Regions from separate parts of the Homo sapiens genome. Here region 2 is linked to region 1. Evidence: read pairs that join two places in POLR2A ChIA-PET (ENCODE). Cell type or tissue: CD4-positive, alpha-beta T cell. All regions are shown on one strand. Each heading gives the region's core, and the rest is flanking DNA. Links, peaks and the distances in the headings are about the cores only.

The links. Peaks named below come from ENCODE experiments on the same cell type or tissue, not always from the same donor. Only the 100,000 strongest peaks of a DNase experiment are listed, where the experiment ranks them.
Region 2: POLR2A ChIA-PET joins it to region 1 with 11 read pairs; 6 of 35 experiments call an interaction of 5 or more read pairs at or near these places.

The regions. Positions count from the first base shown.
Region 1 is chr2:95,113,433-95,129,611 of GRCh38, forward strand. It overlaps MRPS5 (mitochondrial ribosomal protein S5), which reads right to left and starts at 8,376. Exons shown (of 12, transcript NM_031902.5): 1 at 8,302-8,376; 2 at 4,433-4,513; 3 at 1,634-1,771. The coding sequence starts at 8,359. It also overlaps a transcript of ZNF514 not described here. RefSeq lists a silencer at 8,429-8,698. In CD4-positive, alpha-beta T cell, for the core only: no CTCF peak of the experiment used is centred there; a DNase peak (open chromatin) is centred at 8,589; H3K4me3 peaks cover 1,694 bases; H3K27ac peaks cover 876 bases.
Region 2 is chr2:95,049,524-95,065,702 of GRCh38, forward strand. MAL (mal, T cell differentiation protein (MAL blood group)) reads left to right here. Exons shown (of 4, transcript NM_002371.4): 3 at 58-183; 4 at 3,858-4,469. The coding sequence ends at 3,932. It overlaps LOC124907857 (a long non-coding RNA gene), which reads right to left. Exons shown (of 2, transcript XR_007087139.1): 2 at 15,652-16,179. Among named protein-coding and RNA genes, the nearest start is that of MAL-AS1, 31 kb to the left of the region's middle. RefSeq lists an enhancer at 13,364-13,553. In CD4-positive, alpha-beta T cell, for the core only: no CTCF peak of the experiment used is centred there; a DNase peak (open chromatin) is centred at 4,238; H3K27ac peaks cover 252 bases.

The DNA.
Region 1 (16,179 bases), core at 4,342-12,341:
GCCACTGCATTCCAGCCTGGGCGACAAGAGCAAGACTCCGTCTCAAACATAAATAAATAAATAAAAATAAATAAAAATTCCCAAGGCTTGTAAATCTGATATACCCACTAAAGTACAAAGTCAACTCTTAGAAAAAACTGGGGCTATGGATACTAAGAGGAGAGACTAATGGCCCCAACTCTATCCATCTCTCTTTTCTCTGTACTGGAATCTGTAGTTGTGCAACTAAGCCTATGTTGCTTAATCCTCTACCAAGTCTTTTCTGCGTTGTTGCTACACAAATGACCTACTAGGAGACTTCCAAATTAAAGTGAGCTGTATCCATACAATGAAATACTCTATGGTCATAACGTCGCACTGCAGAAGTCCACGGAAAAATGCAATATATTACATTAAAAAAAGCAGAAGGCCAGGCACGGTGGCTCACGCCTGTAATCCCAGCACTTTGGGAGGCTGAGGCAGGTGGATCACAAGTTCAAGAGATCAAGACCATTGTGGCCAACATGGTGGAACCCCATCTCTACTAAAAATACAAGTATTAGCTGGGTGTGGTGGCACGCCCCTGTAGTCCCAGCTACTTGGGAGGCTGAGGCAGGAGAATCGCTCAAGCCCGGGAGGTGGAGGTTGCAGTGAGCCGAGATCGCACTACTGTACTCCGGCCTGGTGACAAAGCGAGACTCCATCTCCCAAAAAAAAAAAAAAAAAAAAAAAAGGCAGCAAACTCAGTATTTCATAGTAGGAATACAGGTGATTATCTCTTTTTTATTTTTCTGTATTTACCAAATATTCTAAACTAATCATGAATTGCCTTTATAATCCTAATTTCTTTTTTTTTTTCTTTTGGAGATGGAGTCTCGCTCTGTGGCCCAGGCTGGAGTGCAGTGGCACGATCTCAGCTCACTGCAAGCTCCGCCTCCCGGGTTCACGCCATTCTCCTGCCTCAGCCTCCCAAGTAGCTGGGACTACCTGGGACTATAGGCGCCCGCCACCATGCCTGGCTAATTTTGTTTTTGTATTTTTAGTAGAGACAGGGTTTCACTGTGTTTGCCAGGATGGTCTTGATCTCCTGACCTTGTGATCGACCCGTCTCGGCCTCCCAAAGTGCTGGGATTACAGGCATGAGCCACCGCGCCCGGCCAATCCTAATTTCTTTTAATTTGCCTAATGCTGAGTTTTAAACTCAATCTCCATTTGTTACCTGACAAGCTAGTCTCAGTTCAGATTAGACTCTTTTAAATGCTATCACAAATAAGACTAGTGTTAGTGAACAATATCTCCTTACAATTAACTTTTTCCAATTAGATGTCCTGTCTCCTCAACTAAGGCACGAATGAAAACATGAGTATATTCTTGGTGTGAATCTAAGTCAGCAAGAGATATGGGCCATGATTCAATACCCTTCAGGCCTCAGGTGCCCCAAACAAGGGGACTAAAGCAAACTAGTACTCCCCAGAATACAACTGGTAGCATGTGAGATAATTCTAGGATGTACATCAAGGAACATTTTCATTTTAACAGTACATTGTAAACTAATCACTAAAATCTTAATTCATGTAAAAAAGAAGAAAAATTCAGATATAAGAAATCCTTTTCCTGTTTCAAGAAACAGGAAGTTTGTGGCCATTCTACATACATTTAGTGAAGAAACTATATGGTCTATACTGCTGGCTCATCAGGTGACTGGGAGAAGAAATACAGCATTGTGTCTGCAGTGCACGGCTCAAGCTGGCGTAGGGATGGGTGTCTCTGGTTCCCAGTGATGACAAATGGCCTGTAGGCAGATGGGTTAAACTTTGAGTTAGATGTTTCACAGCTGTGGAAAAACACTGCTAGCATCAAATAATCATTACTAACAAAAATAAGTCACTAAAATCCTGAACTTTTAAGAATCAGATTTTTAGGAGTCTTTCTTTTAAAAATAAAACTTTTGATCAATAACAACCTAAATGCCCAGCCTAGTTGGGAAAGTTATAGTTCATCCGCACAACGGGGGCAGCTGGGTAAAGAAAGAAGCAGATTTGTCCATACCGCAGTTTCAGCACTGCATTCGCTAACCTAGGTCAGCAGTCTACTCTGGGCAATTGGCGCCCTCTGCTGTAAACAGCCAGCAACGTATTGCTGTGGAAAGACCTGCAACTGGCCAGGTCAGAAGAGCAAGGTGCAGGAGAGCATGTACACTATCCTACTCTTCATGTTAAAAAACAAGGAGTGGGTGTGAATGCATTTTATAGACTAACCCAGAAGTATGTAAGAACCTGGAAACAACGGTTGCCTCTGGGAGATGAGTTACTCAACTGCACAGAGGAAGACAGATGACACACTGAGTTCCCTCTTAGCTCACTTAATGAATTAGTCAATAAAAAAGTAGACAGGAAATACGGGCTTTTCATTTTTAAACTCAGGACTTCATCATTCTAAATTCCATCATGCAGCATACACTTTAGCTTTAGCTTTTCTTGTATGCTCCTTAATTTTCTTTTTTTTTTTTTTTGAGACGGAGTTCTGCTCTTGTCACCCAAGCTGGATTGCAGTGGCGCGATGTCAGCTCACTGCAACCTCCACCTCCCAGGTTCAGCGATTCTCCTGCCTCAGCCTCCCAAGTAGCTGGGATTACAGGCATGCGCCACCACACCCAGCTAATTTTTGTATTTTTAGTAGAGACAGGGTTTCACCATGGTGGCCAGGCTGGTCTTGAACTCCTGACCTCGTGATCCACCCGCCTCGGCCTCCCAAAGTGCTGGGATTACAGCTATGAGCCATCGCGCCTGGCCAGCTCTTTAATTTTCAATAAAATATCTTATTTAATATTAACATAAGTAACTTAATACTAAATATTAAATATTTAATTATTAACTTAATATTAAATAAGATATTTAATCTTGTACTGTTTAGCACTGCAATCTCTGATATACTTTAAAAAGTGTAAAATCATTACTAATAAATTTAGAATTAACTTTTTTTGAAAGCCTGAAATACTTCTCCTATCTAATAATGTACCTTAAAAGGTCCAACTGTCAAAAGCAGAAAGAAATTGACTTTAGATTTGAGAAACAGTCACTTAAAATACACTGTTACAACCAACTTTGTTTAAAACGTGTTATAATTTTTATAACAGGAGATGGCATCAGCTTATGCTAAATTACTCAGTTACAGATTATCAATGATCAATTACCAGTTTTGGTTTTGTTCTTATTCTCTGAATTATTATTAATTTCAGACCATGAAGTCCCCATCTCAGTTAACAATTGCCCTGGAATCCAAAATGGGCCAAGCCCAAAAAGCACCCTCGTGTGGCTCAAGTCAAAGACATGCAGAGTCCTTTGGGAGGCCAAGGCGGGTGGCTCACTTGAGGTCAGGAGTTTGAGGCCAGCCTGGCCAACGTGGTGAAACCCCGTCTCTACTAAAAATACAAAAATTAGCTGGGTGTGGTGGCACATGCCTGTAATGCCTATAATCCGAGCACTTTGGGAGGCCGATGAGGGCGGATCACTTGAGGTCAGGAGTTCAAGACCAGCCTAGCCAACATAGTGAAACCCCGTCTCTACTAAAAATACAAAAATTAGCTGGGTGTAGTGGCACATGCCTGTAGTCCCAGCTACTCGAGAGGCTGAGGCAGGAGAATCGCTTGAACCCAGGAGGCGGAGGCTGCAGTGAGCCAAGATCAAGCTATTGCTCTCCAGCCTGGGCAACAGAGCAAGACTCCATCTCAAAAAGAAAAAAAAAAAAAAAGAAACACAGTCTGACCTCAAGGAGGGTTTTGTTTCAGCATTTATGGTTTTCACCATGATGAACTTCTTCCTCCTAATTTAAATCTCCTCTATTAAATCAAACCAGCTGATCAGTGATGTGTTTGAGAGATTTTAGAAAACTATTGCTATTTGTCTGACCAATCTATTGCAGCATTTAGAAAAATACTGTAACAGGTACTAAGGAAACTGTTGTAGGAAAAAGAAAATGTAATGATAGAATTCTACCTAACTCAGCTGTAAATATACACACAAACTTAATAATAAAAACACTGACCAGAGATTCATCAAAATTGTGCTTCTTACTATGTTGGAGAAGACAGGGACAATGAAGAGTTAAATTTTCAATTAACATAACAATTGATAAATTGAAAATTTAACTCTTCATTGTCCCTGCTCTAAGCCTAATACACAGAAACTACCCCGTAATTGTTATTTAGTTACTATTTCATAAAGCCTTGAACTATAACAATTGCAATCATAAGAAATCTGAAAATACTCTTCAGAACCTATGTAATCGCATCATAAAGAATGTGATTATTGCAGTAAGACTAACCAGGCTAAAAAATGAAAAAAGAAAAGAGAGAAAAGAAAAAAGCAGGTGATTACTTATATTTTTTAAAACTACAGAAACTACTTTGACATTAGATCTTATGAGAAAAGGTAGTAGCATTAATGAATCTCACCATTGCCGAGAACACTCTTCCATGCCAAAATGGAAGCTGCTGGTAAGGTGTTTAGGGAACACTGCCTCCCCAATAAATGACCTGCAAATTGGAAAAAAAAAAATTTAAGATACATTTCTACATTAAAGGAACATTTTAAACAGTAACACCCACAAAATATATCTATAGAATAAAGAACCAAGACGAGGGAGTAAGTAATTTCTGGGCTCCAGGACAACTTGTCAAGTAGCTGACACCATACCTCATCTTCTCCCTTCACCCTCACATCCAACCAGTTACCAAGCCCTTCAGTCTCCTCAAAAATCAATGCACCTGCCAGCTGTACCTTTTCCTGTGGCCTCAATGCCCCTTCTTTGCTCAAGCCTCATCACCACTCAGCCACAGAGTAACAAGTTTCCTAGCAGGTTTCCCAATTTCAATCTCTCCCCCTCTGCTTCATGGCTTTTCTAAAATAACAGGTCTGGTCACTTCACAGCTCTGATAGATTATTCTCTGACTCCCTACTATCTTCAGAACAAAGTCAAAACTCCTCAGCATGGCCTACAGGCCTGCCACATGGCCCCAAGCTTCCACACCAGCCTGCTGCCCCACCTTTCTCTCCTCCATCTTCCCTCTGGCCATGCCAGACTTGTAGTCAGTCTTGAACCTACTGTGCTCTCGCATACTTCTGTGTCTCTGCAAGGTTCTCTGTTTGTCTGAAACATCACCTCTTAGTGAAGCCTCCCTGATCCTACAATGTTCCCCCTTCCCTCTGGAATCCCTGCAGCACCACGCTGACTGTACTGTGTACCCTCTCACACAGTGTGGTACTCCAGAACAGGCTCTGACACAGCATTTATGGGCAAGTGATTTTTGACAAGGGTGTTGAGACCATTCAATGAGGAAAGAATCATGTTTTCAACAAGTGGTGCTGGGACAACTGGATATCAACATGTAAAAGAATGAAGTTGGCACCCTACCTCACACCATATATAAAAATTAATTCAAAATGCACCAAAGACTTATAGGTAAGAGCTAAAACGATGAAACTTAGAAGAAAACATAGGGATAAATCATCATGACCTTGGATTTTGCAATGGCTTCTTAGATGAGACACCAAAAGCACAGCAACAAAAAGAAAAAAAATAGACAAATGAGACTTCATCAAAATTTAAAACTTGTGGCTTCAAAAATACTATCAAGAAAGTGAAAAGACACACAGAATGGGACAACAATTTTGCAAATCATATATATGATATAAGGGTCTTGTACCTAAAAAACATAAAGAACACCTACAATTCAACAATAAAGACAACCCAATATAAAAGTGGGCAACATATTTGAATAGCTATTTCACAAAAACAAAAACAAAAACAAAAGAAAACATATACAAATGGCCATTAGCACATGATAATATGCTTCTTATTCATGAGGGAAATGCAAATCAAAACCACAAACTGATACCACTTCACATCCACTGGGCTGGCCAGGTAAGGAGGCTCATGCCTGTAATCTCAGCACTTTGGGAGACTAAGGCGGGAGGACTGCTTGAGCCCAGGAGTTCAAAACCAGCCTGGTCAACATTGCGAGACCCTGTCTCTACAAATTTTTTTCTTTAATTAGCCAGGCATGATGGAACACATCTGTAGTTCCAACTACACAGGAGGCTGAAGTGGGAGGGTCACCCGAGCCCAGAAGGTTGAGGCTGCAGTGAGCTGCAACTGTGCCACTGCACTTCTACCTGGGCAATGGGACAAGACCCTGTCTCGAAAAAAAAAAAAAAACCCACATCCACTAAGATGGCTATAGTAAAAAAGACAGACATTAAGTGCTGGCAAGGAAGTAGAGAAATTGGAAGCCTCATATACTGCTGGTGGGAATGTAAAATGGTGCAGCTTTGGAAAACAGTTTGGCAGTTCCTTGACACCTAAACATACATGTCACATGTATGGCTCACACCTATAATCCCAGCACTTTGGGAGGCCAAGGCGGGAGGATTGCCTGCACCCAGGAGTTAGAGACCAGCCTCGGCAACATAGTGAGACCCACTCTACAAAAAATAAAGAAAAACTAGCCGGGCATGGTGGCATGCACCTGTAATCCCAACCACTCAGGTGGCTGAGGTGGGAGGATGGATTAAGCCCAGGAGATGGAGGCTGCAGTGAGCCGTGATCGTGCCAATGCACTCCAGCCAGGGCGACAGAAGGGGGTTAAAGAAGAAACAGTAAACACAGTTTCCATATGACCTAGCAATTACAATCCTAAGTATATACCCAACAGAAATAAAAATATACTTACAAAAACATTGCACACAAATGTTTCTAGCAAAATAGGCCTAAGAGCCAAAAGGTGGAAACAACCCAAATGTTCAACTGATGAGCAGAAAAACAAAATGTGGTATTCATACAATATCATTCAGCCATAAAGGATGAAGTGCTGGTACATGCTACAAGGATGAACCTTTACAACATTATGCTAAATGAAAGAAGCCAATCACAAAAGACTACATATTACATGATTCTACTTATATGTAATGTCCAGAACAGGCAAGCTACAGAGAGAGAGAAGGAAAGTACATCAGTGGTTGTGCTGGAGGCCAATGGGAAGCTGGGAAGTGACAGCTAAAAGGTACAGGTTTTCTTTTTACAGTGATTATAATGTTGGCTGCATTGCTCTGGTGATATACTAAAAACCACTGAAATGTACACTTTAAACGGATTAATTGTATGGTATGTGAATTATGTCTCAACAAGGAAGCCGTTACCAAAAACAAAAAACAGGCTTCGGAGCCAGGTGATATGGGTGCAAAAACCTTATTGTCCACCTAGCCTAACCTTAAGCAAGTTTCTGAAGCTGTGTGCCTTAACTCCCTCATCTGTAAAATGGGAACAGCAGTATATACCTCATGAAGGCATTTCGAAGATAAGGTGAGGAAAATGAAGGAAAGCTACAACAGCTAGGAGCCATTTGAACAGGACCTTGAAAAAGCAGGAGACGGCCGGGCGTGGTGGCTCACACCTGTACTCCCAGCACTTCGAGGCTGAGGCGGGTGGATCACGAGGTCAGGAGTTCGAGACCAGTACGACCAACATGGTGAAACCCCGTCTCTACTAAAAATACAAAAATTAGCCAGGCATGGTGGCAGACGCCTGTAATCCCAGCTACTCAGGAGGCTGAGGCAGGAGAATCGCTTGAACCCGGGAGGCGGAGGTTGCAGTGAGCCGAGATCGCACCATTGCACTCCAGCCGGGGCGACAGAGTAAGACTGTCTCAAAAAAACAAAAACAAAAACAAAAAAACAAAGGAGGAGACGGAGACAACACGGACAAAACAATGTTCAAGTCAGATTTTCTGCCAAATGACTTCAGGTCAAAGATTGCAGCTAAATGAGTTTTAAAATACACATATTCGGGCTCTAGGGCTCTTCAGATTTCGAAACTACAAACGGTGGATTGTGGACTTCCAGTAAAATTGAGCAAACAGAAAATGCAAAGTCAATCACGGAGCGTCTCCTAGAGATAAACGTTATGCTGGACGACAAACCCACGTCAACATCAAATGAACCCGGGGGTCGCACGCGCCCCAAAGGCGATGCTTGCCAGTTTCCGCTCCTCTTCGCCAAGCACGCTCAAGCGGTTTCGTGAACTGGGAAGAACCCTGAAGAACGACGTCCAGTTCCCCCTCATTTTACAGACAAGAGCTCCGCGACCCAGAGAGGGAGAGGACGCGCGCAAGGTCACACAGCGGCTCCGGCGGAAGGTGGGGGCACGGCGTGAAGAGCCGGGGGCCGCGGCTTCTCGCTTCCCTCCGCCCCGACTTCTGCAGGCCCCAGGCGAGCCCCCCACTCCCGGCCCGCTCAGAGCCCCTGCTCCCGGCGTCCCAGCTCTCACCTGCCGTCCCGCTACACAGCACGGGGAGGCAGCCCACAGCGCGCACCGCGGTCGCCATGCTGGAGTCCGAGCCGCGCCTCGGCCTCCGCCCAGGGCAGCCTTGCCCACCGCCTACCGCGACTGCTCCTCGTCAAACGGCAAGCCTTGGGCCGCAGCGGAATTCCTGAGGCCCGAGTCCACGCAGCAGCGCAGGCCGGGGTGAGGGACTGTCCGGACGGGCCACACTGCAGGCGGAGCCCGGCGCGACCGCGGACAGCCCCGCGGGCGCCTCCCGTTAGGACCCGAGGGCGGGGCTTGGACTGGCGGCCGGGCGTGGGCGGGGCTAGCTGGCTCCTGCAGCGCCGGAGAGAGGGCAGGACCGGCCGGGTGGATTTGGCTGCTCGTGCAGGAGCTCTGAAGGGGTCCGCTGGCGGGGGACCCTCGGACTTACCCGAGCTGGCACTGCGGACCCCTGCGAGGTTCATAGAAGCACGGAAGGGGGCCAAGTGCAATGAGGATCCAAGGGATGAATAAGCGAGGAATGTAGAGAAAGTGTTCATCCCCAACTCCAGTAAAGCTCTGAGTTTCATTAGATTAAGCACTTAAATGACCTGCATTTCACATACACTTGTGGATTCATACTGATTCTAACGTTTGGTCACACATGCATATCTCAGCCCTGGGCCATGGTTTTTTTATTGCCTCCATACCATCTACGCCTACTCAAGTGACCCACACACCTGCAACACAGAAGGGCACAATGTCTTGTAAGAGGGTAGCCTGCTCAGATACAATGTCTTGTAAGAGGGTAGTCTGGTTTTCGAGTCTAGCATAAAAATTTTCAAACATACCGAAGAGTAAAAATACTGACAAGCTAGACTTAACGATTATCAAGAGGAACACAGTTGTTTCATCTATTATTTTCCCATTTTCTTTGCTGAAATAGACAACTTATTTCACTCCAGGTTATTTTGATGTACACCATTTTCAACAGGCCTTTTATATATTGAGTTGGCGAAATTAAGAGAAAAGAGATTGATTACACCTATGTGTAAAGCCAACTGCTTCAGCATAATTGGGAACATGGTAAGACCAGCTAATTCCATGAGCAAGGACCTACTGCCACACTTCATTTGCTGTGGAGTGAGTTCCTAAGTCAGAGGCAACAGTGTGTGAAATAATTAAACCCAAGGATAGTTGTTTTGGCAGATGCATTGTGGGCAGGAACAGCAAATCCATATCCAAAGTGTCTATTCTAGTGAGAACAATTGCTGCCCCTTCCATGGTCCAACCTACAACCAGATAGCTGGCTGAGCCCCCAGGAGTGTTGCCATATCAGGAGCTGTAGCCAGATTGTCCCTGGCGAGTGAAAGTCCACGTTGACCCCATGTGTAACCTCCATCCCTAGCCCTTTATTCATGAGTCCATTTGGCTAAGTAAAGAGGCTGACTGACATCCACTAAATGGGTTATTCTATCCACCTCATTAAAATCCTCTGTGGAGGTCGCCCTTTGATAAGCACTCATGTGGGAAATAATTATCTTCACATTCTGGGCTGAAGTCCATCCACATACCTGTTTCCTAGACCTCTTTGTCACCAACTTCCTAATTATGTTCCTCTCAAGTACTGACCATCCAGCCAAGTCATTAGCCACTGCTCATGAAAAAGTATAGATCTATACTTCTAACCAGGCAAAATGAACAACCAGGCACATTACTCTTATCTTCTTCCCACTGGGAGGATTTCCCTTCACCGCCGTCCTTCAGAAGCATCCCAGAGTGGGATTGCAGTACTGCAGCTGTCCACTTTCAGGTGATACCAACAGATCATGCAGAACCATGAGTAAACCAAGCCCAAGAGTTTTCTTCTTCAGGCAACTGGTCACAGGTAATTCCTCATGAAGCTGTGGGTAGGGGTTGAGAGAGAGAAGATCATGTAGCTTGCATGTTCAGGTCCTGCTCCAGTTCAGTTTCATATGTACCACTTCCATTCGATGATGGAGTGTTGCTGTGCACACACAACTTTATGGCTTGGTGATCATACAACAGCCAGTTCATGATGAGCAGCTTAAACTGCATGGTAAGTTGCTGGTCAATGGTCAAGCCTCCAGACTCTGTTAAGGCCCAAAGCAAGTTTTGATTACTTAGTCGTTTGTTTCTAACTTTTAAATTTGAAATAATTACAGATTCAAAGATACAGATAGGAAGTTGCAAAAATAGTACAGAGAGGTCCCATGTATCCTTTACTCAGTTTCCCCAAATGGTACATCTTACATAACTATAGTACAACATCAAAACCAGGAAGCTGACATCGGTACAATCCATAGATTTTATGAGTTTTACATACACTCATTTGTGTATGTGTGTGTAGTTCTATGCAGTTGTGTCACATGTAGATTTCTGTATCCAGCACCACAATCGAGATACAGAACTGTTCTATCTCCAAGATCACCTGTGCATCTCCCTTCGAGTCAAACCCACCCCCTCTTTTATCCTCTCCTCCACCATCTTTAACCTTTGGCAACCACTAATCTGTTTCTCATCTCTATAATTTTATCATTTTAAGAACATTATATAAATGGAATCAGATAATACATGATCTCATGACTGGCTTTTTTTCACTCAGCATAATACCCTTGACGTCTATCCAAGTAGTTCCATGTACCAATAGTTTCTTCCTTTACATTGCTGAGTAGTATTCCATGGCACTAACATTTGTTTAACCATTCACCCATTGTAGGACATTTAGTTTGTCTCATATTATTATTTTTATTTTTATTTTCCTTTTCCTTTTCTTTTTTTCCTTAAGACAGAGTCTCGCTCTGTCACCCAGGCTGGAGTGCAGTGGCATAGTCTCAGCTCACTGCAACCTCCGTCTCCTGGGTTCAGGCGATTCTCGTGCCTCAGTCTCCTGATTAGCTGGGATTACAGGCGTGTCCCATTACACTCAGCTAATTTTTTGTATTTTTAGTAGAGACGGGGTTCCACCATGTTGGCCAGGCTGGTCTCAAACTCCTGGCCTTTAAGCAATCCACCCACCTCAGCCTCCCAAAATGCTGGGATTACAGGCGTGAGCCACTGCACCCAGGCTGTCTTCAGTTATTAACTATTTCAAACAAAGCTGCCATCAACATTCATGTATGTGATTTTTTGATATTTAGAAATTTTATTTTATTTTTATTTTTTTGAGACAGAGTCTCACTCTGTCGCCCAGGCTGGAGTGCAATAGCGCGATCTCGGCTCACTGCAAACTCCCCCTCCCAGGTTCAAGCGATTCTCCTGCCTCACCCTCCTGAGTAGCTAGGTAGAGGCCTGTGCCACCATGCCCAGCTAATTTTTGTATTTTTGTAGAGACAGCATTTCACCATGTTGCCCAGGCTGGTCTCAAACTCCTGACCTCAAGCGATCCGCCCACCTCAGACTCCCAAAGTGCTGGGATTACAGGCATGAGCCACTGTGCCCAGCCAGAAATTTTAAAATTGTGGTAAAATACACATAACATAAAAATTGCCATCCTTTTTTTTTTTTTTTTTTGAGACGGAGTCTCGCGTCGCGTCTCGCTCTGTCGCCCAGGCTGGAGTATAGTGGCATGATCTCAGCTCACTGCAACCTCCGCCTCCTGGGTTCAAGCGATTCTCCTGCCTCAGCCTCCTGAGTAGCTGGGACTACAGGCGCCCACCACCATGCCCAGCTAATTTTTGTATTTTTAGTAGAGACAGGTTTCACCATGTTAGCCAGGATGGTCTCGATCTCTTGACCTTGTGATTCACCCACCTTGGCCTCCCAAAGTGCTGGGATTATAGGCGTGAGCCACCACACCTGGACCATCTTAATCATTTTTAAGTGTACAATTCAGTGGCATTAAGTACATTCACGTTGTTGTGCTACCATCACCACCATCTATCCACAGAAGTCTTTTATCTTTCAAAACTGAAACTGCAGCCATTAAACAATAACTCCCCATTCCCCTCTCCCTTCATGTAAGTGCAGTTATATAGTATTGTCCTTTTGTGACTGGCTTATTTCACTTAGCATGTTGTTCTCAAGGTTCATCCAGGTATAGCGTGTGCCAGAATGTCCTTACTTTTAATATTATGAATAATATTCCATTGTATGAATAGATCATATTTTATTATCCATTCATCTGTCAATGGACACTTGGGTTGCTTTCACCTTTTGGCTATTGTGAATAATGCTGCTGTGAACATGAGTGTGCAGATAATCTCTTCAAATCTCTGCTTTCAATTATTTTGAAATATATCCATCATGTACATGATTTTGTGTGGCTATAAGTTTTAATTTGGGGGGATAAATGTCAAGCTGTGAGATTATTAGATTGTGTGGTAAGTATATGTTTAGTTTTTAAAGAAACTGCCAGCCGGGCATGGTGGCTCACGCCTGTAATCCCAGCACTTTGGGAGGCCAAGGTGGGTGGATCATCTGAGGTCAGGAGTTAGAAACCAGCCTGGCTAACATGGTGAAACCCCATCTCTACTAAAAATACAAAAATTAGCCAGGTGTAGTGGCGCACACTTGTAATCCCAGCTACTCAGGAGGCTGAGGCAGGAGAATCACCTGAACCCAGGAGGTAGAGGTTTCAGTGAGCCGAGATTGAGCCATTGCACTCCAGCCTGGGCAACAAGAGTGAAACTCCATCTCAAAAAAAAAAAAAAAAAAAAAAAAGAAAGAAAGAAAGAAAGGAAGAAAAAAAGAAAGAAACTGCCAAACTACTTTCCAAAGTGGCCATTCCATTTTATATTCCTGCCAGCAATATGTGAAAGATCTAGTTTCTCTGTATCCTCACTAACATTCAGTGTTATCCCCATTTTTTTTAGCTGCTCTCATAGGTATGGTGACATATCATCATGGTTTTAATTTACATTTCCCTAATAGCTAATGATGTTGAATTTCTTTTCATGTGCTTCTAGAATTGCCATCTGTATACCCTCTTGAGTAAAATGTCTTTTGCTCATTTTCTAGTTGGATTGTTTGGTTTCTTTCACTGCTGTGTTTTGAGAATTCTTTGTATATTCTACATGTGAGCCCATTTTCTTTTTTTTTCTTTTCTTTTTTCTTGGAAACAGGATCTTGCTGTATCGCCCAGGCTGAGTGTACTGGCACTATCATAACTCAATGCAGCCTCACACTCCTGGCCTCAAGCAATCCTCCTGCCTTGGCCTCCCATAGCTACAGGAATAACCACGGGATGGGTTCTGGGACCTATTGCGCCCACCGTGAGACAGACCTGACCTAAAACTCCACCAATCACCTGATCTCTTTATGCCTCTGCTCTGACAGGTCACTGTGACATTTCGGGTCTCCAGGAATTGGTGTCAGCTCAGAGGCAGTGTTGAGTAATCCTTAAAACATCTGGATATTTCTCTGTCCTTGATGCATAGTCACCCTGGTAAATGGCTACAAGTACCTTTGGGGAAGGCTGAAAGGAAGATTAGCTGTACGTTTTTGGTAGTGTACCAATGCCTTTCCTGAGAGGGGACCCAGCCTGCCCTTCACTCGAGGGACTCTGGATCTGTGAATTCACTCAAGTCTGGGAATTGATTGAGGAGACATGACTCCCTCTTTTGGTGATTCAAGTCAGACTTCTGTTCACTAGGCCTAGATCTTTTCTGCCTATACAAATCCAGTAAGACTTCAGTAGGTTCTCCATCTCTTTTATTTCCAGAAACACCAAAGGTCAACACCAAAGGTCCTAGTGAGCCTGGCCATTCTGATGATTGTGTTTGTTCTACTGTCTATATGGTAACCATACCCAACTTCTGTTCAGTGATTAAGTGCCACCACATAGTGCCTGTCACCTCACTATCTTCATTGTGTTTAGTGTTTTTTGGTTGTTTTGTTTTTGTTTTTGTTTTTTTGTTTTTGTTTTTGTTTTTTTGTTTTTTGTGTTTTGTGTTGTTTTTTGAGACAGAGATTTGCTCTTATTGCCCAGGCTGTAGTGCAGTGGCATGATCGCAGCTCACTGCAGCCTCCGCCTTAGTGGTTCTCCTGCCTTAGCCTCACAAGTAGCTGGGATTACAGGTGCCTGCCACCACGCCCGGCTAATTTTTATATTTTTAGTAGAGACAGGATTTTAGCCTGTTGGCCAGGCTGGCCTTGAACTCCTGAACTCAGGTAAGCCACCTGCCTCGGCCTCCCAAAGTGCTGGGATCACAGGCGTGAGACACCGCACCCGGCCTAGTGTTTTAGTTTGATGGTAGCTGTTCCCTCTATATTTTTGACCTAAAGAGCCATGGCCACATGCAGTGGCTCACACCTGTAATCCCAACACTTTGGGAAGCTGAAGTGGAAGGATCACTTGAGTCTGGGAGTTCAAGACCAGCCCTGGACAACACAGTGAGACCCCACCTCTACAAAAAGTTTTTAAAATAAAAAATTAGGGCTGGGCGTGATGGCTCACGCCTGTAATCCCAGCACTTGGGGAGGCCGAGATGGGCGGATTGCCTGAGGTCAGCAGTTCAAGACCAGCCTGGCCAACACAGTGAAACCTCATCTCTACTAAAAATATAAAAAGCCAGGCATGGTGGCAGGTGCCTGTAATCCCAGCTACTCAGGAGGCTGAGGCAGGAGAATCACTTGAACCTGGGAGGTGAAGGTTGCAGTGAGCTGAGATCCCACCGTTGCACTCCAGCCTGGGCGACACGAGCAAGGCTTCGTCTCAAAAAAAAAAAAAAAAAACAGCTGGGCATGGTGGTGTGTCCCTGTAATCCCAGCTACTTGAGAGCTGAGGCAGGAGAATTGCTTGAACCCAGGAGGCGGAGGTTGCAGTGAGCCAAGATCGAACCACTGCACTCCAGCCTGGGCGACAGAGTGAGACTCCGTCTCAAGAAAAAGAAGAAAGAAGAAGGAAGAGGATGAGGAGGAGGAGGAGGGAGAAGAAGAAAGAAAAAGGAGGAGGAGGGAGAAGAAGAAAGAAAAAGGAGGAGGAGGAATAAGGAAGAAGAAGTAAGAAGGAGGAAGAGGAGGAGGAGGAAGAAGGAGAAAGAAGGAGGAGGGAGGAGTAGGAGAAGGAAGAAGAAGGAGGAGAAGAAGAGGGAGAAAGAGAAGGAGGAGGAAGAGGAGGAGGAGGAGGAGAAGGAAAGGTGGAAAAAGAGAGCCATCACAGACAGCATCAAGGACACTGAAGCTCATCTCACAACTTATTTCTCACAACTGTAGTGAAAGAAGGATCCTCCGACCCTCTCAAGGTGGGTGAGCAGTTCTCATAAGATAAATCCACTCTATCATTCTAATCTCCCCAAGCCTTTGGATCGCTTCTTCTGTAGTATACCAAGGAAATTCTGGTATTTCAGTTTCCTCTGGTATAGGCCACTCTGGGCCTACACTTCCGTCAGTCTACGAAGAAAACTGTTGGTGACATTTTTAGCCTCTTTAGCCAAAACACTGACTCTGAAAGTTTTGCTTAGGGAGGAGTTTCACTTCCAGGGTGGCATGGTGAGGAGTTATGCAGACCCACTCCTCAGTGAAATAAGCATAATTGGTGAAAACTATTAAGAAGCTTTTTAATCTCTGGAAATTGTCCTAAGGACGTGCAGCAAATGAAGAAACATTTATTCAGGAAGAGCTACTAAAACTCAATAAGAACAAAAGAGTCCATGGCACTTGAGCTACAGTCCACTCCAACCCTCAGCACCCTCCTTCCCAGCTCAGCTTGATGAAGGCTCCATTCTCGACAGGTGTGATGAAGAAGACAGGGCTCACCTCAGCTCCCAATCAAGGGATGTGGTGTCTCGCTGGGAAAGGCAGACCACAAGATTCTTCATCTCCTCCAACTCCTAGTTGAAGAGGCTAAATTCCTACTATGTGTGGCTGAGAGATCAGAGGCTTCCTTCCTCCAAACTGCCCCCACTTACAGGATAAGCCTGGATCACTGGTGCACCA
Region 2 (16,179 bases), core at 885-8,884, 67 kb before region 1:
TGCATCTGGGCCCCGTCTCTCTCTCCCCATCCCTCTGACACCCCGTCTGCCCCATAGGACGCAGCCTACCACTGCACCGCTGCCCTCTTTTACCTCAGCGCCTCAGTCCTGGAGGCCCTGGCCACCATCACGATGCAAGACGGCTTCACCTACAGGCACTACCATGAAAACATTGCTGCCGTGGTGAGTCCGGGCACCTGGGGCTGTGTCCACAGCGGGCGGCTCCGTGGCTGGCAGGGTGTGTGTGGAGGCTGCCTAGGCCCTTGGTCTGTTTTCAGTTCACTAACTTTTGAGTGAGGTCAAACCTTGCCTTCATGCCTGGAGCAGGAAAGCCCCCGAGAAGGGCAGTGTCATGTTGTGCCCAAGACTCCGCTTAGTCGTCCGGCCAGGGCTGCATGCCCCAGGCCTGCGTGGGCTTTGCAGAGGGCAGATGTGTGAGGGGATGCGGCTGCCCAGCGCCCTGTCCGAGTGCTCCCTGAACAATCTTATTTAACATCCATGGCAACCCTACAACCCAGGATTATGACACCCATCTCACAGATGGAGAAGTGGGGCCAGAGAGTGTGACTGGCCCAAGATCACCAGTCATTGTGGGACCTGGCATCAACGCTGGAGGCCCAGTCCCCACACTCTCAGCACCAGTTTGGGGCTGTGAGTCTGACCTCATGGGTCTCCTGACTCTCCCCAAGTGGTCGTCCATTGAAGCATCCAGCCAGGGGTGGGGACGCTGAGGCCAGGTGGATTTTCTTCTTAATGGACTGGATCAGAATGACAGGGTAACAGAATATATTGTTTCATCACATGTTTTTCAGAGCTGTGCATGTGTGCCCTTGCACCAGTCTACGATATAAAACATGCTTCTGACCATGGGTATTGTTAAAAAGTAAGAAGTTTCAGAAAGAGCACTCTTCAGATCTCTAGAACTTAACCTATGAATTATGCAAATCCCAAGGTAGAATGTGGTGACAGATCCTGAGATACCAGCTCTAGTAGCCAAAGCTGTGTCATCCCCTCTTTTTGGAAAGTGTAGGGCAGAGGCTGAGAGAAGACCCACAGATAGGCTTTAGAAATGGGGTTGGTGAAGTGCCTCTTCCCACTCCCAGAAGGAGGGCCCCAGGGGAAAATCCCTCAAAGCCTCACTTGCTGGTCCCCTTGCACAGTCCCCTGCCCTGGGGAAACCACACACTGCCCTCAAGCTCCCAGCCTACAATCGCTCCCCTAAAAAGGGCCCCCTCAGGATCCTGGCATCCCCCCAGGGGTCCCGCGGTGTGGAAACATCTCCCGTGTTGGCCCATCTCCCAACATGGCTGGTTTCCAAGCAGCAGCACAGCCAGGGGGCATCTTGACTGATCTTCCTTCCTGGGGAGGCTGGTGAGCCACCCTCCATCTTCTTCACACAATTCCATCTCATCTCCCTCTCCCAAGACTGCCTCATACCTCCCCCATCCCAGCCAAGCCTTCTCTTTTAACAAACATCAACAAAGTGTCTGACAATAATTTCCATAAAATTGTTGTGAACAAAGGTTGCGAAATGTAGATGGGATGTGGTTAGTGGGTCAGCACTTGATGGAAAAACCCAGCTAGGGGAATGAACACCCCTTCCCGCTGGGCAGGTCTCTAGTTGAGAACCACTAGGCTCTACTGCCTTCTGACTTTCCTCTTTTACCTTTTATCAAAGGCAGCACACAGCCAGAGAGGTGTGCAGTTACAAGCCCACAGCTTGATGGATTTCATACAGCGAACTCCCTGTGTGGATGGTGTCTGGACTAAGAATTAGGGCCAGTTACCAGCGCACAGTCTGATGAATTCTCATAGAGCAAACTCCCCAGTGTAGTTGGCATCTGGACTAAGAATTAGGGCCTGATAAACAACTCCCAGAAATCCCCTCAAGTCCTGTCCCCATCACTGTGCACCCCCACCACCACCCAATTCTGATTTCTAGCACCATGTTCAGTTTTGCCTGCCTTTGAACTTCATATAAGTGGAATTATACAGTGGGTACTCATGTGTGGCTTCTTTCTCTCACCCTTGTGTTTGTGAGACTCACCCAAGTGGCTGGGTGTAGATGTGGGTTGTTTGTTCTCATTACTGTATAGTATTCCCTTGTAGGAATAGACCAACATCTATTTATCCATCCCATGACTGACCATGTTCCCATTTTTTTTTAGTTGAGTTGGATAGACACGAATATGTTCACGCAGACAGGAGCGTTAGAATTGAGAACCAGAGTGTTCTCAGCTGGCAGATGTGCCCAGATAAAACCACCAAGGGGAAATCTGCACGGCGTTCGATGTAAAGTCACACCTTTCAACTCACGGTATCAACTGCATCCGTCTGTGAGAGAGAAAGAAGTTCGTTACTCAGGATTCAATCCCAGACCCGCCCAACCACAGCATGCCCAGTCCAGGGGATACTTGGGTACAGGGAGGCACCTCACACCCTCTCTCACACAGCCTGGTTTTGGAAGCAGCCAGCCTGCCTCACATCCACTGTGTGGCTACTAATTAGGGTCTGTTCCAAGCTGAGCTCCTCCCTCTCTCCTTTGTGGGTGGCGGAGCTGCTTTGCCAAAGGGACCCCAGGGATGGGTGGAAGTCGCCTGGGGCGAGATGGAAATTTCTGGAGAAATCTGGAGGTTTCTAGATTATACAATGGTGGGCAGTGATGGCTACAGTTTAGGGAGAGGGCTTTCTGAAGCCAAAATTTGCCCATTCGTGCCCAGCTCTACGTGTTCCCAGTGGGCCATTTCTTGACCCCACTTGGAAAATGAGTCTCCACTGCTCTTCCTGCTGGGGACTTCCAAGGTGCTTCTGCCAAAGGCTTTCATTGGTCTGGAATGCCCACCTTTTATGGAGGGCTGCCCACTGGTGTCTGACTGCTCCTGCCCAGATACGTTCTCTTAAATGTGTTATTCAATAATTCAGCTTACTCACCGCCTCCAGGCAATGAGGGAAAGGGCTTGGCCAGGTGTAGGGGCAGGAGAGCAGGCACCCTGAGGGCTGGGATTGATGAGCATTTTCAGGAGTCACAGAGGCGTAGCCGCCCTAAATGGACGTCGTGCCTGAGCTGGAAACTCTTGACCCCTAACCAAGGTCACAAAACCAGGTGCAGAGATTGGACTTGGCAGCAGGCAGGCCTTCAGGGAGTAGGGTGATGGGAGCAGACAGTGCCCAGGAGGACACAGCAAGTCCCCAGAAAGCAGGGCCATCGCTCCAAGGGCCACAGTGGCTGACTGGATGGTCCCAACAGTAAGGCCCCTCCTTTAGACAAAAGCTCAAAATCCCTTCTCCCCTTCTCTGTCCCTCACTTCCTATGAAGTCTGGCTCTCTCAGCCACACCTGTGATATTAAGAATCCTAAAACAAAATAATGATAGGGTGAGAATGTCCAGGCAGCATGGAGACTTTCACCAGGGCCAGCAAACCCAGGTATTTACAATCTCTCAACCGAGCTACCAGGACCACAGCTGGAGGGCGCTGGTCTCACTGGTGTTGGGGGAGGAAGTTGTCCCTGGAGAGTTACCTGCCTGAGATGCTTTCATTGGAGGGGTCTTTGAGGACTCCATCTCAAGTCAGCCGAAACCTCAAGCTGAGACGAATGTGATGCTGGGTGATAGTGGAGAGTCTTACCTTCCACACCAGATCCAGGAGACTGTTAGGTCACATGGAGCTCTGTACTGAGAGGATTTGGTGCACACCTGGGCTCAGCAGGGAGGGCGTCCATGTGAGGGTGAGAAGCAATGACAGCCCAAGCTCTCTGGGTCTGGCCCCCCCTACGCCACGTGGGGCTGGATGCAGTGCAGACGCTGTGCCTCGCCCTCCCTACACAAACCCATTAACGGCCATTTCTCTTGGTTCCAGGTGTTCTCCTACATAGCCACTCTGCTCTACGTGGTCCATGCGGTGTTCTCTTTAATCAGATGGAAGTCTTCATAAAGCCGCAGTAGAACTTGAGCTGAAAACCCAGATGGTGTTAACTGGCCGCCCCACTTTCCGGCATAACTTTTTAGAAAACAGAAATGCCCTTGATGGTGGAAAAAAGAAAACAACCACCCCCCCACTGCCCAAAAAAAAAAGCCCTGCCCTGTTGCTCGTGGGTGCTGTGTTTACTCTCCCGTGTGCCTTCGCGTCCGGGTTGGGAGCTTGCTGTGTCTAACCTCCAACTGCTGTGCTGTCTGCTAGGGTCACCTCCTGTTTGTGAAAGGGGACCTTCTTGTTCGGGGGTGGGAAGTGGCGACCGTGACCTGAGAAGGAAAGAAAGATCCTCTGCTGACCCCTGGAGCAGCTCTCGAGAACTACCTGTTGGTATTGTCCACAAGCTCTCCCGAGCGCCCCATCTTGTGCCATGTTTTAAGTCTTCATGGATGTTCTGCATGTCATGGGGACTAAAACTCACCCAACAGATCTTTCCAGAGGTCCATGGTGGAAGACGATAACCCTGTGAAATACTTTATAAAATGTCTTAATGTTCAATACATTTGTTGGGTGTTTTTTGGGTTTGGGTTGAATTCCTCAGCATCAAGAATACCATCAATTCAGCTTTCTTTCTGAGGAATCCTTTGACTTAACCTGAATCTCAAGAGACAGCATCAGGTGGCAGTTCAGACGACGGACACTGTGTGTGCCAGGCCACTGCACTCTCAGAGCCCGGTGCTGGGGAGCCCACCCTCCCAGCTACCTGCCCAGATGGCTTCCCCTCTCTCTGGAAACTGGCCAAGTGCCAGCCAGGGGCAGCTTCTCCTTCCTACAAGACACAACAGTCTGTGCCCCACTAGAACCTCCTTCCACCAAAAGAAAACACGGTGCACAAGTTTTCATTCACTCATTGTGAAGCTCATCAGCGTGTTCCTGGGCAGTCTGCTTTGTTCCCATTGTGTGGATAATACATTATTTTAGAATTTCCTCGGGCCACTCCATAGGAGAGAAAGGAGAGGAAATTACAGAGTGAAAGGAAGTACGGTGACAAGGGGTGAATGCCATGTTTCAAGTCTGAGATGTCTGGGTTGAAAGGAGATGGGATGATTAGGAAGGAGGCACTGAGTTAGGAATCTGGAAAGCCCAGCTCTGTTATGAAACGCTCCCTTATCCCATGGCTCCGAGAAGTTAGTGCCATTCCAGAGATGGGACGCTGGAAGAGGTGCTTGAAGACCCGTGAGCTTCCTGCCATGGAGGTGTGTGGTAGAGCATCTGCAACCTCTTGCTGGCAGCCATGGGGACAAAGATTCAAGCTTCAGGCTGTAACGGTGTCATGTACCTGTGGTCCCAGCTACTCAGGAGGTTGAGGTGGGAGCATCACTTGAGCCCAGGAGTTTGAGGTTGCAGTGAGCTGTGATGGTGTTACTGCACTCCAGCCTGGGCAGCAGAGCAAGACCCTGTCTCTAAAATAAAATGATAAAATAAAATAAAAATAAAATTCAAGCCTCAAGTGGTGAGTTTAGTTGACATTTTACTGCTCTTCAACTTGGAGAGTCTACAACTAAATTGGTCTATTCAGGAGGTCCTTTGTTAATCCAGGATAACTGGTACCAGAAACCAGCCACTCTTAGTAAGTACACGTCAAACAGCCAACATTTCATAGTATATCATGAGCAAAAGGTTTGACTGGGGCTTTACCTAATGAGAAGTAATAGGAAGTTTGTTACATGTTTAACAAAATTTCCATCCAGTGTTGATTGAGAGAAGTCTCATTTTTCAACAAAACTGTCCACAGGAAGCCATCAACATGTTAATGAAGCTCACTTTTTACCCTCATCAAAAAGAAGAAGAAGAAGGAGGGGGAGAAGGAGGAGGAGAAATGGAAGGCTTAGTTTCCCAAGGGCTTCTCAATGTTTTGACATTTTAATCATTCTCTTTTTAAAAAAATCTTTCATATACTCTTTCTCTATTTTTAATTTAGCCAAAGGCTTTGCAGATGGTTCTCTGACGCCACTTTCTTATTCCTTCTAGCCCTGGGCATATTTTAAATTTGCAGTTTCATTTCACATTTGACTTGCATCCTATTCACATTGGATGTAAATTGGATGGGCAAGGTTTCATTTCCAGCCTCAAAAAATGCCCCCTTCCGGTCTTGCTCTTCCTCCTCACCCCCCACCCTCACACCCCAGCCCCTGTCGGGTTTCTTTGCTCCTGCATCTCTGTTCCCAGCTCTGTCCCTATCTGGCTGTTTTGTGCTTGCAGGTACACATGAGTGCTGGCGGCAGCCCTGCCAGCCATGGGTGCTGCTCCCCTGGGAGCCCACGATGCCTGGGTAGGAAGGGTTGGGAATGGGGACATTAGAGAAGCCTGCTGGGTGAAGCAGGCTGCAGAGAGGGGCACCGGCTGAGCACCTTCTGTGTGCTGGGACCATTGAGGGGATGGTTTCTAGCCCCCAAAGCTGCTTCTTGCTGGCACCCCTCACCTCTCTGCCTCTGTCTTACACAGGAGGGGACCTCCTCTAAGGCAGAGCCTGGTGCCACCCAAGGCACTCACAGACTGCCTGCTTGTGGCCCTCACTTAGATCAAACGCAACTGCCCAGAAGACCCAAATTCACTCTTGTGTAACCATCTTCCCTGCCATTTTGGGGGCTCTTGCCTTGTGCCAGGCACTGTGTAAGCACTTTCCATATATAGCTTTCTGTCACTCTCCCAGTGGCCACGTCATCCTACAGGTGAGAAAACTGAGGCTGGTGCAGGTGGTGAGAAGTGCAGTTGGACTGAGGGCCGCCTCCCTCTGGCCCTGAAGCCCTGGGCTTGATATGACCTCAAGGCACCCAGACCTGTCCTCACGCGGGCCGTCCTCCCGTCTCCCAGGAAGTGGCAGTGAGATTTAGTGGTTGACAGGATGCTGGTAGGCAGGAGCCTTCAGAGAGTGATGAAGCCAGGCACTTAGGATAGCCCCAGTCCACCAGCAGGGCCTATAGCAGCCCACGGCCACGGCCAGGCCCTGCACTCAGCGTCTCCTGGAGAAGAGCTGGCTGCTCAGAGCTGCAGCCACAGCCACGCCAGCTCAGGTAGCTGCTGGGTCCACTTTGCAGCCCCCATAGAGCCAAAGCCAAAGTCCAGCTGATACTTTGCAAAGGTGAGGAACTGGGTATTTTTAAGCTCACAGAATAAGGAGCTAAATCTATCCACAAGCCTGAGAAAGGATTAGGAAGAGGCCATTGTGTATGCTGTGACTCAGAGCCAAAGCTTGCAGAATAGGCCAGACCATAGTCAGTCACCCCACTTTTGTCCCCACCAAGTTGTGGGCCCAGCAGAGAAGAGAACAGAGGGGTTTGGACCAACTGGGCCTCGTGGGTCACTGCTAAGGGCTTCCCCCTCCCCTGATTGTCCCTGTGGCTTGTGTGCTGTCCATGGACCCAGGAACGTGCAGTGCCCGGTCAGGCGCCAGGAGGGACACGGGGCCAGTGCTCAATAAACACGGCCGCATAAGTGAGCAGGCCCAGCGCCCCAGGGCCGCTCCAGCTGACCTGTGCTCATGCATGTCTGTCCTCTGGCCTCTCAGGAAATGACAGTGAGATGAGACCTTGTGGTGGACAGATGCCAGGTGAAAGGGAGTTTCTGATGGGGGTGCAGCCAGGGTTTGGTACAGTGTCTGGGAGCGCTCTGGTGTAGATTTCACTGGACAGTGATTTGGTCACTGCATTCCTTCTTGCTTTCCATGGCCCTCGAGCAGCTCCATGGGGCTTATGATTCATTATGGACACGTGTGTGGGGAGGGGGCACATCACCAGAGAGCAATCAGCAAAAGGTAACTATAAGCCAAATCCAGCCAGGACATTTTGGAGGCTATGGCCTGTGACTTCCCAGGCTGTGGCCCCCTTGCTTCAGGGGGCGATCCTGGGAGTATCCTCCTGGTGGCCTTCCTTGTGCAGGGCAGGGTGGCCTGGGAGGTGTCCCAGGGAGCTAAGCTCCTGCCCCCCATTCTGCACATGATAGAGCCCCATCGATCTTCCCTTCTGGAGAAGACACAGCTTATATGAGCCGGGCTTCTTCAACATTTGAGAGCCGAATTCTAAAAAGCATCTCGTACCCCCACTCCCGCAGGTTGTAGGACTATTTTTGCAAAGCAGCCCAAATGGAGGATTGAAGGCTGCCTTACGCTGACCTTAAAGAGACAGCAAAGGGTTTGCGCTGCCAGCCGTGGGCTGGAGCGAGCCTGCCTTCGGGGCCCACACAAGGGCCTGTTGTTCTGGGTATCAACTGGGGCCGGTGTGGGGTTACAAAGAGGCCTTTCAAAGAGACAAAGCGCCTCTGGACAGGCTGAGTGTCCCTGCACACGTGGGCATCCGCCCAGGGCATTTAAAATAACGCGATTTGAAAAAACAGATTTGAAGTGATTTTTCCTACTCCGCGTTATTCAGTGGCCTTTGTTCTGTCTGCATCATACCCGGCGACAGCAGCTTCTAAGAGCTGGGGCGCTGGAGCAGACACGGGGGTTCCTAGCTGTGGCTGCTCTCTTCCTTCACAGGTAACGAGATCATCACACTGCCAGGCTCTCTAGAGGGTACCAGAGAGGTTGGATTCACACGGGGTGCTCGGCTGCCAGGACTTCCTTCAGCTGGAGGCAGGCACCCATGACATACGGCGTGAGATGACTTCCCAGCGCCGCTGGGTGCCAGGTGCTGCTTGAAGTGCTTTACTTCTTCACTTAATCCTGTGACGACCTTATGTGGTAGATACAATTTAGATGAGGACTCTGAGGCACAGAGAGGTTAAGTGACTTACCCAAGGTCACACAGCAAGTAGGCATGGATCCTGATTCCAGCAGAGTGGCTCCCGGGCCCCTGAGGCTAACCGTCATGCTTCATGTCTCACTGTGACAGGGTCCTTGTCTCTCTGGGAGCAGGGGGCACATGCTAAGATGTCCTTCATACTCACAATGCTGACTTTACCAATACTGAAAACTCCAAATGGCACTTGAGGAGTGTCAGGAAAACCTAGCCAGGAGCCCAACCTGCTGCGGAGGGATGTCTGAGATGAGGGAGACTTTGCCATACAAAGAAGTCGGAAAGGGCTTCCCTGGGCAGAGCAAGGGTGATCTGGGCCAGGTGTGTGTCGAAGGCTGGGGGGTGAGGGGGTGTCTTAGGAGGTTACGAGGGCCTGGGCTGGTCCTGGAGGCAGAGCTGAGCTTGGCTTTCACCCAAGGGGCAAGCCCTGTGGGGGTATCTCTTGGGCAGTGGCAGCCATCCAGCCGAGAGATGCTGTGGGTGTGAGCGGGCAGGCTGGACCAGGGAGATAGGAGAGATGTGGCCAGATCTTGGTGAGCTGAGAGCAGCCAAAGGGAGTGGCCGAGGGCATGGATCCCTGAGCCAGCCCAAGTGTGTGGTCCCTCTCAGCCTCAGCTTCCTGTCTGCAGAATGGGAATATTAATTCTGCCTCACAGGCAGCTGGGAGGATTTGAGGACTCGGTTCAGATAAGTCCCTGGGACCAAGGACATCTCAGGAAGTACCGGCCGCTGTTATCATTGTGGGAATGAAGAAAAAGAAGGTCTAGAATGATCCTGAACTTTCCAGCCTGGGCAGACGATGGCTATTCACATTATGCTTATTCATTAACCATGTTGTTGGCATTCTGTCATGAACTTGGGCTGGTACTTTTGCTTTTTCCCATAGAACTGAACGTTTAATCAGCCATGACATAGTTTAAAACAGTCCCACTTAGGAAACCAAGCTCCAGTGCTTTGGGGAGAGGCCATTCCTGCCACAGCCCCTGACACTGAGGGAGGAGCTCCCAGAGGGCCTGAGAGGGTCACAGTCACTGGGCGGGCCTCTTCTCTCCCTCGCCCAGGGCATGAGCAGCCAAGCCAGAGAAGCCTCAGCCACCGGCACAGCAGCACCGGGAGAAGCCCAGGAATTTACAGATGAAGAGCCCAGGTCCCAGGAGGGTGGGAGTCTGGCCCAGGGCACCAGACAAGTCAGCGCCAGGGTGGCCTCGGCCCCGCCTCCCAGGCTCCCTCCCCTGTGAGCCCCTGCTGCCCACCTCTCCTATGGTACCTCACTGCTTCCCACACTGAGGCAGAGGGAGAGACGGGGGCTGGTGAGAGCAAGGAGTAACCCACGATAAAGACAGGGCAAGGGGGCAAAAAGGGGCTGGGGAGGCTCACTGAAGGCAACTTCCAGGTCTATTGCCCACTGGGAGTCTGGCCCCGTGGCCTCCACTTTCTAGGGTGAGAGCTGGTGACACCTGTGGATCATGCAGGACAGACCTCCACCGGTGGCTGGAATGAGGGGCACGGCTGCCCCTCACATCATGCACCCATCACCCAGCACAGTCCAGGTGTGTTGTACCATGGGTGTTAGGTGGCACGATGGTGGTGATGAGGATGTAATCCACTGGCTTAAACCCTGCCCAGCTCACATACTCCCTCCTCCAGGGCGCTACACCTGTCCCACTCCTGCTTCTGGGCATCCTGGCTCCCCACACCCCACCTGCTGTCCTTAAGCCTGCAAGCCCCCACCCTCCAGACCCCACTCCCGATACTCCACTGCCTCCCAGACACCATGGCTGGGTCTCAGCTGATGCTCACCCATAGCCACCCTCAACAGGCTAGGAGGACTGAGAGGCCCCACGCAGCCCCCCAGGACAGCTGTTGGCCGAGGGAAGAGGAAGAGAATTGACCCTGAGGGCCCCACCCATGGTTCATCCCTGCCACCAAGCCAGGAGACGGTGGCCCGCAGGGGAAGTGCAGGTGGAAGGACAGCATATTTTCATGGACTACTCACTTCTACAATCGGGGCTGGGGCCTCCAATCTAGGCCCGTGCCCCATCTTGGACAAACAATGACAGGAATGTGCACCGAGATGGTGTGCCCAGCCAAGCCAGCCTGGGTGGCCAGATGCTGGGATAGGGCCTGCCCTGCCCTTCACCCTACTTTCTGAGGTGGGCAGTTTTCTGGCTCTGGTGCTGACAGGCGAAGGCTAAAGATACCCAGTTCTCTGGTGGCTGTCCCCACAGAGTACACTCTCGGACACTGGCACTGTCCCTGCTGGAATGGAAGGGGCAGGGTTTCTGGCCTCACTTGGCAGGAAGGTGGGTAGAAAGAGGTTAAGGAGGGACAGAGAAAGCTGGCCACATGGTCAGTCTCGTGCCCCATCCCACTCGCTCCATCTGCTGAATGTCGTTACCTCCTGTATCAAACATGAGGCCCCACAGCGGCCGGTGTGCATTCTCCATATAAGTGGAACTAAGAGCTCCGCACGTGTTCTCCACTGTCACCTCAAGACAATCCTCCTAGGGAGATGCTACGATCATTTCCACCATGCAGATGAGGAAGCAGGTTCTCTGAGGCTGAATCGTGCCTGGCTAATGCCACACACAGATGAAGCCAGGCAGAGGCATCACGTAGACTTCTGCATCCTCAGTGTTCCCTGTCTCCCTGTGAGTCTGTCTTCCCTTGAGCACTCTTCCCACCCTAGCCCTGTACGCAGACTGCGCTGGATGCACGCTCTCCGCTGTCCCGGCTTCCCTCTGAGGCTTAAAAGGGCTATTGTTCCCAACGATGCCTGCACTTTGGCCAGGGAACCTCTGGTGCATGGGGCACCAGAATGGGGAGTATTTGGGGATTTGGAAAGAAAAAACTAATGTTTTACAGTAAAACTTACTGGTGGGGTGCAGTGGCTCTTGCCTGTAATCCCAGTACTTTGGTGGGAGCTTCGCTTGAGGTTAGGAGTTTGAGACCAGCCTGGGCAACACAGGGAGACCCTGCTTCTACAAAAAAAAAATTAATTATCTGAGCATGGTGGTGTGCATCTGTGTTTCCAGCTATTCAGGAGGCTGAGGTGGGAGGATCTCCTGAGGCCAGAAGGTTGAGACTGCAGTGAGCTATGATTGGGCCACTGCACTCCAGCCTGGGCAACAGAGCAAGATCCTGTCTCCAAACAAAAAAGAAAAAAAAGTGTTTACTTTACACCCCAAACAGGAATGGTGCTATCTTTTGACCTAACAGGACTCAGATGAGACTTTAGTAAAGAAGACAGTTGCCTGATCCTGTTTTGCTTTCTGTATTGTTTCAGGGGAATAGAATGCAAGCATTTCCCAGTCCAGACAGGCAGGTCCCCTGGCCCCAACAGTGGCCTGGTCCTGACATAGGGTCCAGGTTTGGGAAGAGGCTGGCTGTTCAGGTCTGTTCACTCCTTCCTGCTCTGAAGCCTGTCTTGCTGAGCATGTGCTTCCCGCAGGGGTGAGAGGACAAACCCAGAGGAGCAGCCCCTCCACCCAGTGTTTGAGGAGCTGTAAGCAAGCCCCAGCAGACTCAAGCAAGCTCCAGTCGAGTTAATTCCCAGACAACTGTGAGAGAGAACAGGCTGCAGAGGCCATCTGAGGTCTGCAGCGAGTGGTTGGGGACAGAGAGAGGTGCAAGGGACAGGCATGGATGAAAGCGCCCCTTCCTTGGGCACCAGCACACTGACAGCTGTGGTTCTGGTGTGCGGCCTTGGCTCCGTGGGGCCTCCACATCCACACACAGACCCTTGTGAGGTGCAAAGCCGTGGTCCAGCCACCTGCCCAGACAGTGGGTGCCAGGGAGCCTTCCTTCCTCCCCAGCCACGGAGACACAGCCCTCTCCCTTCCTGCCCTCCTACCCGGGGTGCTGAGAACAGTCTGTGTCTTCACAGAATCGGTGCACCCTTGCCTCCTACCCAAGCAGGGCCTCAGTCAGCGACTGAAGCATCCTGTGGAACTCACTCAATCCTCAAGCCCCTATTGGTCACTCCTTTGGCACAAGGAGTAACTTCACCTCCTACTTCTAAAAATAGAAATTTTTTAGTTAAAAAAAAAAAAGAAGCTTCCCTATTAGAGGAAGGGACCCTTCCTGGACCCCTTCTTCCTGCCCATCCCTCCCTCTCTACAAACCCACCTCCATCCTCCCAGTCACATCCACCCCCACTGCCAGACTCGGGCCTCCTTCCAACACAGCTGTCTCCCCCATCTTCAGTGGCTGTTCTGCTCCCTTCGGGGTCGCCCCCACGGCATCCAGTCCAATCTCAGCATCCTTCAAGACAACAGCACCACCAACACACCCAAAACCAGATGAATACATAAGCAAAAATGAAAATGCGAAAATCTCACAACACCCAAATCACACCAGACCCAAGAAAACCACCAATCCCGCTCCTCTTGTCCCCTGCCCAGCCCGACTCCTTGAAAGAGTCAGCCCACAGCTCTGCCCATTCCTCTGCCTCCAATGTGCTCTCTTCATTTGTGTTAGTAATCCTTACATTTTTATTTCTACCAAGCATAGATGTGAACGTGGTTTGAAGGCTCAAATAGTTCATAAAAGCTCCCAATACTCCCTGCACTCCTGCCCTCCTGCACTCTCCTCTTCCCCTAGAGGCAGAGAGGCAGCTGCTTCCACCTCTCATGCTAATCGTGTTGGCATTTGCTCTGTGTGTAAATAACAAGTCTGTGTTGAAGCTTCCTGGGTTTTTAGATTTAGGTTTTCTTGCTGGGCGTGGTGGTTCACACCTGTAATCCCAGCGCTTAGGTAGGCAGAGACAGGAGAATTGTTTAAGCACAGGAGACTTGCCTGGGCAACATAGCCAGGCCCAGTTCTCCACAAAAAGGAAAAAAAAAAGTAGATTTACAGACTCCTCACTTCCTCACTTTGGATGATGAGAATTGAGCTCTTGTCCTTCTCCATCCCCACCTCCTGCATTCAGTTCCTCTCCCTCCACCCTCCTGTGTGGCTGCGTGGTAATCTTGTGCAGGTCAGAATTCATCGTTTGTAGTGCTGTATTAAGCTATGTCATGCTATTCAGAGACAAGCCATTCAGTGCACCAGAACTACTTCTTTCTTTTGTTTCCCATGATGCTAATAATTGCCTGCGGTTTGGGGTTTTGTGGGGTTTTTTGGGGGTTTTTTGTTTTTTTGTTTTTGTTTTTCAAGAGAAGGGGCTTATTTTCTTCTATTTACTTATTAATTCAACTCAAATCTGGTGACAATTTTTTTTTTTTTTTTGAGACAGTCTCGCTCTGTTGTCCAAGCTGGAGTGCAGTGGCACGATCACAGCTCACTGCAGCCTCAGTGTCCCAGGGTCAAGCCGTCCTCCCACCTCAGCCTCCTGAGTAGCTGGGACTACAGATGTGCACCCACAAGCTTGGCTGATTTTTTTCTTTGTAGAGACAAGATCTCGCTATGTTGCCCAGGCTGGTCCAAACTCCTGGGCCGTGACAATTTTTTAAGTCTCCCTCAAGATCATCAGACACATCAGGTATTCTTCCTCCTCCTGGGGGGTCTCTCCCAGAGCCTTCCCACTCTCACTAGGTGCCCTCAATGCCTGGGGCCCGCGGTCCCTGCGTCATCTTCCTGGATGCCCCTCCTTGCCCCTGTACCCCTCTCCCCTTTCCTGCTGTGTGCACAGCTAGCTCTTGCCCCTTTAGGCTCACTCATGCGGGGACACATGCTCTGGTGACCTCCTAGGAAACTGTTTAATGGGAGTTGAGATGGCTGAGTTTTAGACTGCTACTGTTGGACAATGTTTTATTCTACCTTCACCCTTGATTAATAGTTAAGCTGAGAATAAAACTGGGGTTAAATAATTTTCGTTCAAAATGTGAGAGGCATAGTTCTATTGCATTCAAGCTTCCAGAGTTACTATTTCTTCCATGATTTCCTCTGCTATTTTTCTGTCCTGTTTAGGGCTTTCTATTATTTGTGTATCCAATTTTCTGAACTGGCTCGCTAAGCTTCTTTATTTTACTGTCTTCTTCTTCTTTTTTTTTTTTTTTCTGAGACGGAGTCTCTGTCTGTCGCCCAGGCTGCAGTGCAGTAGCGCGATCTTGGCTCACTGCAACCTCTGCCTCCCTGATTCAAGTGATTCTCCTGCCTCAGCCTTCTGAGTAGCTGAGATTACAGGCACACATCACCACGCCCAGCTAATTTTTGTATTTTTAGTAGAGACGGGGTTTCATCATGTTGGTCAGGCTGGTCTTGAACTCTTGACCTCGTGATCCACCCGCCTCGGCCTCCCAAAGTGCTGGGATTACAGGCGTGAGCCACCGTGCCCAGCTATTTTACTGTCTTCTATCTCTGTCATTTTGCTCTACTTTCTGGGAAGTTCCTCAAATTTGTCATCCTATTCTACTGAGTTTTTAATTTTTATTGTTAATTTTTAAAAACTTATTTCTAAGAGCTTTCTTCTGTGCTCTGATTTTCCTTTTCAAAGTCATCCTTCTTTGCTTCATGGATCTGTTATCTTTTCTTTTTTCCCCTCCTAGGGTATGAATAATCGTATGGATGTTTTCTTCTCCTTTATACTCACTTTTTGTTTCTTTTGAGCTCTCTGTTTTATATTAAAGGCATTCCTGGGATTTCTGGAAATCTTTGTTTAATAGCTTATATTTGAAAAACAACCTTATTGGGGCTGGGCACAGTGGCTCACGCCTATAATCCCAGCACTTTGGGAGGCCAAGGCGCGTGGGTCACCTGAGGCCAGGAGTTTGAGACCAGCCTGGCCAACATGGTGAAACCTCATCTCTACTAAAAATACAAAAATTTGCCTGGCATGGTGCTGCACATGCCTGTAGTCCCAACTACTCGGGAGACGGAGGCAGGAGAATCGCTTGAGCCCAGGAGGTTGCAGTGAGCCAAGATCACATCACTGCACTCCAGCCTGGGCGACAGAGCGAGACTCTGTCTCAAAACTAATCATAAATAAGTTAATTAAAACAACCTTATTGAGGCACAATTTGCATTTAATAAAAGACAACTATTTTCCACATACATTTTGATAAGTGTGGCACATACATGCATGCATGTAACAACCACGACAATCAAAAGAAAGAACATTTCCGTCACATAAGACAGTTCCTGTGCCCTTTCCCAGTCAATCCCCACCACCCTCACCCCTCAGTCCCACGCAACCACTAATCTACTTTCTTCACTATGGATTAGATTTGTCATTTCTAGCATTTTGTATAAATAAAATCTTACACGGTATACTCATACACAGTGTACACGGTGCCTGCATTCTTTTGTTCAGCATGATGTGCCTGACATTCATTCATGTTGTTGAGTGCTTCAGCAGTTCATTTCTTCTTATTGCTGTTTTTCCCCAGTAACCCATTGTATGAATATGTCTTTATTTATTCATCCATCTGCCAATGGACATTTGGCTTGGTTCAGTTTTAGTTATTATGACTAAAGCTGCTAGGAACATTCACATAAAAGTCTTTGTGTGGGCGTATCTAGCTGGAGTGGCCAAG